2 separate regions of the Homo sapiens genome follow, and region 1 is linked to region 2. Evidence: read pairs that join two places in POLR2A ChIA-PET (ENCODE). Cell type or tissue: CD4-positive, alpha-beta T cell. All regions are shown on one strand. Links, peaks and the distances in the headings refer to the core of each region. The heading gives the core; the rest is flanking DNA.

The links. Peaks named below come from ENCODE experiments on the same cell type or tissue, not always from the same donor. Only the 100,000 strongest peaks of a DNase experiment are listed, where the experiment ranks them.
Region 1: POLR2A ChIA-PET joins it to region 2 with 5 read pairs; 4 of 35 experiments call an interaction of 5 or more read pairs at or near these places.

What each region holds. Positions count from the first base shown.
Region 1 is chr12:67,534,501-67,539,880 of GRCh38, reverse strand. All of the region lies in intron 1 of LINC02408 (long intergenic non-protein coding RNA 2408), which reads right to left. Among named protein-coding and RNA genes, the nearest start is that of LINC02408, 17 kb to the right of the region's middle. In CD4-positive, alpha-beta T cell, for the core only: no CTCF peak of the experiment used is centred there; no DNase peak of the experiment used is centred there.
Region 2 is chr12:67,587,474-67,592,853 of GRCh38, reverse strand. It overlaps LINC02442 (long intergenic non-protein coding RNA 2442), which reads left to right and starts at 2,864. Exons shown (of 3, transcript NR_183543.1): 1 at 2,864-2,988. RefSeq lists a silencer at 3,028-3,247. In CD4-positive, alpha-beta T cell, for the core only: no CTCF peak of the experiment used is centred there; a DNase peak (open chromatin) is centred at 2,263.

The DNA.
Region 1 (5,380 bases), core at 88-5,087, 53 kb after region 2:
TTGCAATGCTCCTGTCCCTTTTCAAAAAATAGTTATTAAGAATAATAAGCATATGTTCATATGTTCTTATTAAGAATAACTATTTTTTGAAAAGGGCAGGAGTGCTTCTAATTCCATTAAAGTTCAATGAAAAAAGGCTCAAAGATACCTAAAATGTATATAGAATTTCACCTATATTAGGACAGAACTCTCGATGCTGTGCTTGTCATCAAGCATTGCGTTGATTGAGGTGACAGATTTCATCTATTGCCTGAGGAATGAATCAGAGGTTTTGTCAACACCCTCCTAGACTGTGGAAAATAGGGACTGCTCCCCTGACGAAGGGTGTGCTCAGGCGATGTCTGGAGAGGAGGCGGAGATCAGGATTCAGACATCCCCCGTGGCTGTTGTCTGGCATCAGAGATGAGGTTACTCAGAGCCATTCTCTGAGGAGGACCGTCCACCCCACGCCCTAGGACATTAGGGTCTGCAGAGGCACTGAATGAAAACAGAGAGGATAAATGCAAAAGAAGCATGGGCTCTGCTCACACGTCTCAGTGGCAGAGTTGGGGCTCCCTTAGAAACATTCTGATCATGGCTGCAGCCACCATGGGACTTTGAGACTTGCCACCCCATCTGCCCAATACTATCAAAAGAACCCACAGTGAAAAGGCACAAGGCGATAGGCAGCTGATCCAGCAGAAGATCGGAGACAGCTGGTCATGGTAGCCAAGGGATCAATCACAGGAAGAGGAAGGACAGGGACCATTAATACCTGCTGAAGCTCTAAGCATCAAAAATGATACAGAGCTCTTTCCTCTACACAGAGTTAATGCTTAACTGTAAAACAAGTCTAAAAATGTCCAAGAAGTTCTGATTTTTTCCCCTATAATATCAAATAATTTGAAAAGAAAAAAATACAGTGCCTCCGACTTGATAGTACCTAAACATCCACACATTTGGTCTGCCTTTAGAATGACACAGTATCTCAAGGCAGAGAAGGCTCTCCTCATATAGCAACTTGCCTGGACATTTATTCAGATCAAGCTATCCCTTATTGACTGCCAGCTATATGCCCAGTGCCACATTCAGCAATTTTGCAGACCTCCTTTTCTAATCCTAACAACAATAGTTTTATGATGATTAGGAAGACAAATTTTTCTTTTTGAGATGGAGTCTCACTCCGTTGCCCAGGTTGGAGTGCAGTGGCATGATCTCAGCTCCCTGCAACCTCCACCTCCTGGGTTCAAATGATTCTCCTGCCTCAGTCTCCCGAGTAGCTGGGACTACAGGTACGTGCCACCACGCCTGGCTAATGTTTTGTACTTTTAGTAGAGACGGGGTTTCACTGTGTTAGCCAGGATGGTCTTGGTCTCCTGACCTCATGATCCACCCGCCTCGGCCTCCCAAAGTGCTGGGATTACAGGCGTGAGCCACTATGCCTGGCCTGAAATGATTTTTTTTCTATTCACCCAGCTTTTCTTGGTGGTAAAACTATGATTCAAATCCAGGTTATTTGGACACATATTCCATATTTTTCTCATTATGCTAAACAGATGCCTTATTTAGGATGGTGTGAGGTTGTGGAATTTTAGGTTATTGGAGTTTATCTATTAGATGTTTAGTTTTTCTGAAAGGCTTCCTTCTAATGTGTTATGGTCAGCTTGCTTACAAGTTAGGGAGTTTTGACAGCTCCCAAGTTGTCCAGTACAGAATTTTATCCAGGTTTCTGGGTATGAGCTTGAGCCAAAAGAAAACATGACACCTTGGAAAAGTGACCAGGGCCCTTTGTGTCTCAGGCACCTGTAAAATAGAACTTGCATTCTTGTTGGAGATACAGTATCATGCCCTATAAAACATCTTTTTTAGAGGCTGATACCATAAGACAATAAACAGAAGCATCAGTTTCTGGCTCCAGCAAAGATGTACTTGTCTGCCTCATTCTCCCCCTGCCCCCTCTCTCCCTGCCAGGAAGGAGGTTGTGTAGCACAATAATCCATCAAAGTTGTGCTGTCAATAATAGCAAAAGAAAATTTGTTAACCAGATGCTATCCTCTAAGGAATGCATCAATTCCATGAATATTTATTGAGCACCTTCTATGTCCCAGGAACTGGAAATGCAGTGGTGAACACGGGGATGGACAAGGTCCTGTTCTCACAAAGTTTTCCTTCTAGTAGGAGGAGAATGACAACAAACCACAAACAAATAATATTGAATAAGCAGTAACTGCTATAAACAATACAAAATAGTACAAGGAGCTCAAGAGTGATGGGGGTAAGGGCTGGTGCTCAAATTATATGGTCAGAGAAGGATTCTAAGTGTGGAAATGTGAGAATGGAGCCAGCCATGTGAGGACGCAGGGAGGAGCCTCCTGGGCAGAGGGGACCCAGGAGAGAAAGGCCAGTGCCCCAGAGGCAGGAACAAGCATGTTGCATTTGATGCAAGGGGGAGAAGGTCCACAGGGCTGCAGCCTGAAGAGTGCACAGAGGGTGCCACGAGTCACAGAGTTAGGAGGGGCCTGCTCACAAAGGACCTCGTAAACCAAGGTAAGGGTCAGATTTTATTCTAGGTGCACCTGAAAGCCACTGGAGAGTTTTAAGCTAGAAGTTGATTTACTGCTATAAAGACATTGCATTCTGGGAGGCAGGAACAGGAATAGAAAAGCTGTTTGGAAGGGACTGCAATGGCTCAAGGGGGATGACGGTGGCAATGGAGAAGGTGGTGAGATGTGAGTAGATGGAGATTAGATTTTGGAAGTCCTTGGCCTGCTCCTGCAGAAGCCTGTAGAAATCCAACCTCACCTATGTGGGATAGGGGCTGAGATAATGGTCTCTTGATTCTGACCACATAGGATGTCACGTGGGAAGCCTGCAAAATGCAACCTGAACCCAGGGTGAAGCAGAGGATCTTCACTAAAATGAGAGAATGAAGCCAAATGCACCAAATGAATCAAAATGAGAGAAGTTCCCACCTGGACTCTGCATGGTTAAAAGGAAATCTGATCCAAAAAGCAAAAACCTATTCAACTCAACATCTTTGTCTTCCTGATGAGTAAGAACTCCTCTATCAGTAAAAGCATTGATCGTTTGCTATTTAAATTGGAAATATTTTTATCCCTTTTGTTGTTGGCTTTTAGTTCTGTTTATTTTTTTTTTTTTTTTACTTATTAAAGGATTTTATTTTTCTATAATAAGCTCTAACTAGTCTTGGCCTTTATAGTTTCCACCTTTGCTTTTATACATAAAGAAGCATTTGACGTCCAATATTGTAAGTTACTGATCTATATTTCTTCTTATTTTTTAGCTTGAATCCATTCTATTTTTAAGCATGACATGCAATAATAACCTCATTTTATTTCATTTTTCCAAGCTACCAATCTCCCCAGGACCACTTGTTTTATTCTTTCTTTCAATAATTTGAAATGTATCTTTATCACATGCTAAATATTTTTTAAACTTGGGTGTAGCAGATTGTATTACTATGATCTTGCCAAATATTCCAGAGGCCTTCTCTGTGGTAGTTCTCCTGCAAGAGGATAAAACATGTCCTGCTGAACTCAGGTGTGGCCATATAGCTTGTGTTAGCCAATGGAATTCAAGCAGGAAGGACATATGTCACTTATGACCAGAAGCGTTAAGAGCCAGTGAGTGGTTTTCCATGTTTCTTTTTCCTCTGTAACAATACCACGAATGTTTCCAATAGATGCTGCTCCATTAGCCTAGGTCCCAGCAGGAAGGCAACGTGGAAGTGAGTTCAGCTGACCCATGACAAATATATAGCTTGGACAAAATATAGACCTTTGTTCCAGCAAACTGCTGAGATTCGAGAGACTTTGTTCTCACAGCATAACCTAGACTATCCTGATAAGGATGTGTTTCTCGCCTCTCTCTTATGTCTACTCTTGTTCTAGAAACACAGAGATGATTCTTAAATGCTACACCTTACCCACCTAAGACTAAAATATGCATAACCCCTAATCTGAAAGTCTTTGGAAAACAAATCAAAAAATAAATATACTCAAATCATTCCTTGCAAGGGTTTCCATGTTTGCTATTTTCTTCCTACATTCAGCCTTCCAGAATGCAGAGTGGCAACCTGTAGGGATTGAAAAGGAAGGAAGTACTTGGGAGGAAGTGGCATTAAAACTGTCTTGAACACATTCCATTTAAGGATTTTAGTGTGATCCTTTTTCCACTAAGACAAGAGTCCTGGTAATAGAATGGCTTCTCAGGCTGTTGCCTGCATCACCATTACAACTATGCCATTCTCTCTCTGTCACTTCCTTGGTTTGGGCCTGACTCGGAGCTCCACGTCAAGTGACAATATTTGGTCACCGGAAGTGGTGTGGGAAAGTGAAGAATGGAATTTACCTAGGGAAATGCTGAAAGGTAGTGAAGCAGGAAGCCAGTAAAAAAAAGTGCCATAATCCCATTTCTTTCGCCTGTCAATGCTGTTTATTTCTCATGCATGCGAGCATGGCTGGGCAGCCTGCTGCACCACAGTCCTTCTGTAAGGGAAAGCTCTCAAAGGTGGCATTGTGATTTAAATGACACTGGGTCAGAAACGATTAAATGCAAAAGCCAGGAGGGATTTTCAGAGGAAGCATCTTCTAAATGCTGTGCCTCCATCTGGAGGTGACTTGTCCAGCCCCAAAAGGGCAGAGTGTGACTCCCTGCAACAGCAACTCCGAGACACGGCACTGAAACCCTGGAGAAGGTTCAGGGTTGCATCTTCCCAACTTTGAAACTATCCTCATGGCCTTCCACTTAGCCAGTAATAAGAATGGATGGATTCTCATTAGAATCACATTTGTATGGACAAGACCTAATTCTGCTCCTCTGCCCAAGTTTTGACCTTGAGCAGCAGCCAACATTTGACTCGCTCTTGAGCTGGAAGCCATAGCAAACTGTACTGTTTCCAACAGCATTTCTACTCCAACTCCCCTCCACAACCACCTCCATGGCTCAGCAGAGATTCGCAGACATATAAATCAGAGTTGGCTTATTTTGCAGGGGGATGGAGAACTGGACGTCGCCCAGAGAAGTTACACCCAGAACAATTAGTCATCAGCAACAAACATTCCATACAGCACATCACAGAAGCAAGAACCTCCAAAGTCCAGTGCAGTTAAGAACAGAAGCAGCTGGAAAAATAGAAAAAGTTGGTAAAGAGTCTACCACAAGGCCAAACTTTGAAGAGTGAAATGAAGAAACTGAAAATTCTGTGTAGCTGTCATTGGAAGCCCTACTGTGAAAAAAGGTCACTCAAAAATGATATTGGATACAAGAAGAGAGCACCAGTGAATCAGCTGAAGGAAAGCAGAAAAACACAAAAACTGGACCAAACCAAAGATATTTACATCACGTCCTTAATGGGAAGAAATCCACTGCACATGGTAGT
Region 2 (5,380 bases), core at 136-5,135:
TTGGGGAAAACAAAAGCAAAACCAAAACTGATTTGTGTGTTGGCCAGTTTCCATGGTATAAATACTCCTACCATGACCAATTTAGCTGGCTCCAGTGCACCACTCAGAAGGATCCTAGTTTTTCTTTGCCAAAGATCATCTTACCTGATGGATTTTATGAAGTATATTTATTGAGAATTAAATTCATTAGAATGATTTAAGTTAGAATATTGTATCAAAAATTTAATTTACCTTTCTTAACTATCCTTTAATAATTTGTTATCTTGCTCATACTCTCAGTATCCTGTCGTACTCACTTTTCATTTGAAATCTGTTTTTGTTGTTGTTGTTGCCTTCCTTCCTTCCTTTTCTTTCTTTTCTTTTTTCCCCTTCCTTCCTTTTCTCTTTTCCCTTTCCGTCCTTCCTTCCTTCCTTCCTTCCTTCCTTCCTTCCTTCCTTTCTTTTTCTCTTTTTCTTTTCTTTCTCTCTTTCTTTCTTTCCTTTCTTCTTTCTTTCTCTCTCTCCTTCCTTCCTTTTCTCTTTTCTCCTTCCTTTCTTCCTCCCTCCCTCCCTGCTTGCTTGGTCTTTCTTTTTCTTTCTTTCTTTCTTTTCCTTCTTTCTCTCTCTCTCTTTCTTTCTTTCTTTTCTCCCTTCCTTCCTTTCTTTCTCTCTCTCTCTTCCTTCCTTCTTTCATTTTTTTTAAGAGATGGGTTTTCATCATTCTGTTACCCAGGCTGGAGTGCAGTGGTGCAATCATAGCTCACTATAATCTCAAACTCCTGGGCTCAAGCGATTCTCCCATCTCAGCCTTTCAAGCAGCTAGGACTAGAGGCATGAGCAACCATGCTCAGTTAATTTTTTTAATTTTTATTTTTATAGAGACAGAGTCTCACCTTGTTGCCCAGGCTGGTCTTGAACTACAGTGATCCTCCCACCTCAGCCTCTCAAAATGCTGGGATTACAGACATAAGCCACTGCACCTGCAGCCCGTTTATTTTTCTTATCTAGCTCTTATTTCCTTTCTCTATGCTGAGAGTGAATTTGTAGCCAGAAGTTTTTCTATTTTAATCCTTAATTTTTGCTTTTTTCTTAAATTATTTAAAAATTATCACATCACTCCCATTTCCCTTCTCCCCACAGTACTTAAAACCTCAATGACTCCCTATGGCTTTTGGGATAAAGTTTGTGGTATGGCTTTGACCCCAGCCTCTGTCTCTAGCTTAAAGGCCTTAGAGATGGGCTCTTGCTCTGTTGCCTAGGCTGGATTCCCTCACGAAACTTGTGCTCTGACCACCCCCAAATTCTTGCACCTCCATGAATACATTGTGCTACTTCATGTCTTCAAGCCTTCCCACATGTGGCTTGCTCAAGATTTTCTCCTCATTAACCCTTTAACTTTAGCTTACACTGGGCTTCTAATCTCAGTGGCTACAGCATTTTTTGTTATTCATATCTCAGCAGTGACAGTAATTATTGATTTGCTGAGCTATCTCCCTCCACTTAGGCTATGATCCATTTGACTCAGAGATGATTATCCTGCTTACATCCCTGGCACCTAAGAAAATGTCTGGTATATACTAGGTGCTCAATAAACACTTGTTAAGTAGAGATAATAAATTCATAAATGGTAATTGAGGTGATTTCATAGCTTCATTTTAATTCTAATGTGTTGAAGTCCTTTAATCATTCATTGACAACAATATCCACCAATTCATTTGCAAAGCAGATTGGTTCAATAAAATATGATGTAGTCATAGAGCAGAATTAAAATATTGATGTAGATTTCCAAAAAGTGAAAAATAAAGATATAAGACCAAAAAAGTGAGCAGCATTATCTCTTTTACATAAATAATAAAAAAGAACACACATTTATATATGTGTGTGTAAAGAAGTTTTTGAAAGTAGGAAGCTCCTTTGGCAAATTTAAGCTTAAAAAATAAAGAAAGCAGGAAGCATATGTTAAGTAGACTTTTACTTTCTGTTTTGTATATTTCTGTCTGATTTTTGTTTTACCATGTGTATTTATTATTTTTACATAAGAAAACATTTATATGAGAAAAAGTATCAGCAGAGCTTACACAGTGATAGGATTATACATCATGATTTCCTCTTTAAACATCTTTATAATTATCAAACATGAGTGATTAAAAAAACTGAAGCTAAAGGTAGCAATATTCTCTATACTGGCAGATTTTTCAGCATTGCATATGAACCCACCTCCGGTAAGTGGGTTATCTTTCTAATTTATGACTTCAGTGAAATCTGTTTCCTGGCAATGGTTGCCAGGGCACGCCTTCTCTCTTGTTCTCCATCATGCTTACTTTTAAGCCTAAGGGCAAGAAAGAAATAGACAGAAAGCAAGAAGTAGCATGAGCATCTTTTTTTTTTTTTTTTTTTTTTTTGGCATGTTGGAAAAAGGAGCTCTAAACACACTCCACTAAGCATAGCACATGCCTTGGATTCAAGCAGTGGACCTCAAAGAGCAGCGTCTCCTTTTAAGCTTTGCAGGGCAAGTTTGGGGCACTGTCAGTGAAAAATTGTCACTGCTTCTTGCCTTGGTGCTTGCCTGAACAACAAGGAGTTCCTCTAACTGCCTTAAAAGGAATCTACTCCTCTCTCCTGCCACAGGTATCACATACTATTCTCAACATATTACCGCAAACTAAAAAAAAGAAACAGGTTGTGAAGTAATGCAGAAAGTTATTTTTAATTAAAATTATCAATGTATCCGTATTAAAAATTTAAATAGAAGATACAAACAATAAAGTGCCGCTGATAGACCCTGAAGGAGGTCTGCCTCTCCCAAAGGCAGACGGCAAACAATATAGGCTACAGACACAAACACTGGGACTTCGTATTAATTGTGCTGCCACACAAAGGGGGTGTGGTTTGGGGTTGAGGGGCTCACTGGCCAGTTTTTCCATGTTTCTCAAATAAAACTCTGGTGTCATCAAGAAACATGGTGGAGGGAGACATGAAGACTTTAGAGACAGGAACCACTGCAGAAATGTAAGGATTAGGAAGTAGAATAATACCCCACCCTGGGGCTGAGACTTCGGGGAGGGGACGGCACATCACTCCTCCTTTTCCTTCCCGTGCCCAGCCATGGCTGCACCTTTCCCAGGCTGGATATGGTGGACATGTGGGAGGTGTGGACAAAGACGGTAGAAGAGAAGGAGAAGAACGTAGAAAACAAAAGGGGATTGAGCTACGCTAACACTGGAGATGCAGGGTGGCTTCAGATCCGCAAGACATGTTTTGAATTTTCTGGGACCGTTATGATCAGAAGGCAGATACTAATGAGAAAATTTTTGAGCCCATGAAGATTTTAAGGTCTAAATTCTCTCCAATTTGGGCTGCTGGTTTCTGTTTTCTGGGCACCTTGATTCTCATACTCTAGAAGTACCCGGGTAGGGGCTTGAAGAGAGAAAGCAAGAAGCTGGCTTCCTAAGTCTGGCCCTTGACTTTAAAGGAATGTGGTTAAATGGAACTTCTTGTTGTCTAGAACATCCCAGGGCCAGGTTTCTTGGTGTGTAGGCTTGGCAGACGTAATGCTGAGAGGATAAGGAATTTCTGGATTGAAACACCAGGACTCCAAAAGGCCCCTTGAAGTTATCTGAGATTCCCTGTTGAATATTATTACTCAGCTTATCACTATTCTAAATGTCAGCCAGAACTTTGTTATAAATCTGCTACCCAACTTATGTTGAAAGCCATCTCTAAAATTTCCTTTACAACTAATCTTAGGTTTATAAAGTTGGCATTTAAACAGACTGGGTGCAGTGGCTCACGCCTGTAATCCCAGCACTTTGGGAGGCTGAGGTGGGTGGATTGCCTGAGCTCAGGAGTTCGAGACCAGCCAGGGCAACATGACCAAAACCCATTTCTACACAAAAATACAAAAATTAGTTGGGTGTGGTGGCACATGCCTGTAGTCCCAGCTACTCAGGAGGCTGGGGCATGAGAGTCGCTTGGGCCAGGGAGGCAGAGGTTGCAGTGAGCTGAGATTGCACCACTGGACTCCAATCTGGGTGACAGAGTGAAACCCCATCTCACACACAAAAAAGGCATTTAATCATGGTTGTGTGACCTTGGCATACATTATATGGCTTCTCTGGGTCCCTATTTCTTCATCTGTGAAAGGAAGACAAATGTGGAAGAGGAATAATTCTTTGTGTCAGTTAGGATGCTTTTGGCAGCAAGGAACAGAAAACCAAACTCTATCTGGCTCAAATAATTAGGACAAGTGTTAGATTACATAAAAGAAAGTCCAGAGGTAAGACAAGCTTCAGAATTGGCTGACCCAGTTGCCCAGTGATTTTATCAATGACCTGGGAACTTCTTCCTCTCTATCCTCCCATCAATACCATCTCAGGCAGGTCCATCAGGATCTAGGATGGCTACCAGGAGGGCTTGAAGTACTAGCATCTTCACTCCCATCAGCTGGAAGAGAGAAACTGTATTTCTGTGTCTTACGTGTGTAAAAGCTTTTCCAGAAACTTCCAGAAAATCGTTTCTTCCATCCTACTGACCAGAATGGGTGACATGGAATTTCTGGCTAATTCTTGGAAAAAAGAGATAATGCTAGGTTTAGACCAATAACATCCACTCCTGGAACTCAGCTTCTCCTGAGGTTCATGGGGTGGAGTAGGTACCTAAATGAATTTGTGATTCTGCTGGGAAGAAACAAAGTGGCAATGGAGGAGGCTGGCTTACCATCACAATACCGATGCACTTTCTTCCAAATCAAATAATCCCATTTGTCTCTCAGTTACTGCATCTGGGTGACATTCCTATGAACTGTGTGTTGAAAATGTTTTTGTGTCTAGATGCATTTAAGGTTTTGTTGTCCTCACAAGAGTAAAAGAGCAGTATTCTTTTTTGTTGATTGTTTTTGTTTTTGTATCCACTATACAGGGCCAAATGCAAATATTATTTGAGGATATCAATCCTTAGAGACTCATTCAAAAGACTTTAAAAAGAAAAAGCCTCTGAATTTATGAAACCAAAGCAGCTATCAGGATGGTGATATTTGGCTTTTGAGACTTTTAAAAACTGTTTGCATGGAGTTGCCAAAAAATACTGATTGAGGGGTGCTGATGATGACATCATTTACACTCCTTCAGGTCTTTATTTCTTTCTCCGTCTACATGTGAGGATAATAATATTTTCCCTACTATGAGATAATGTATGTGAAAGAGTGTTGTAAAGCATACAACAATTAAAGAAGTGTAATTGTCCAAAAGAAGGGTTTATGAGAACAAAGGTGCTCCCTCTAAAGGCTTCACCATCTGTCGAATTAATGAAGAAGGGAGCCTCTGTAAAACAGACGATGTGTGGCTGGGCAGTTTATTAATGTATTAATTTGGGCTTGTTCTCTTTGTATTCCCCTTCCTCAACT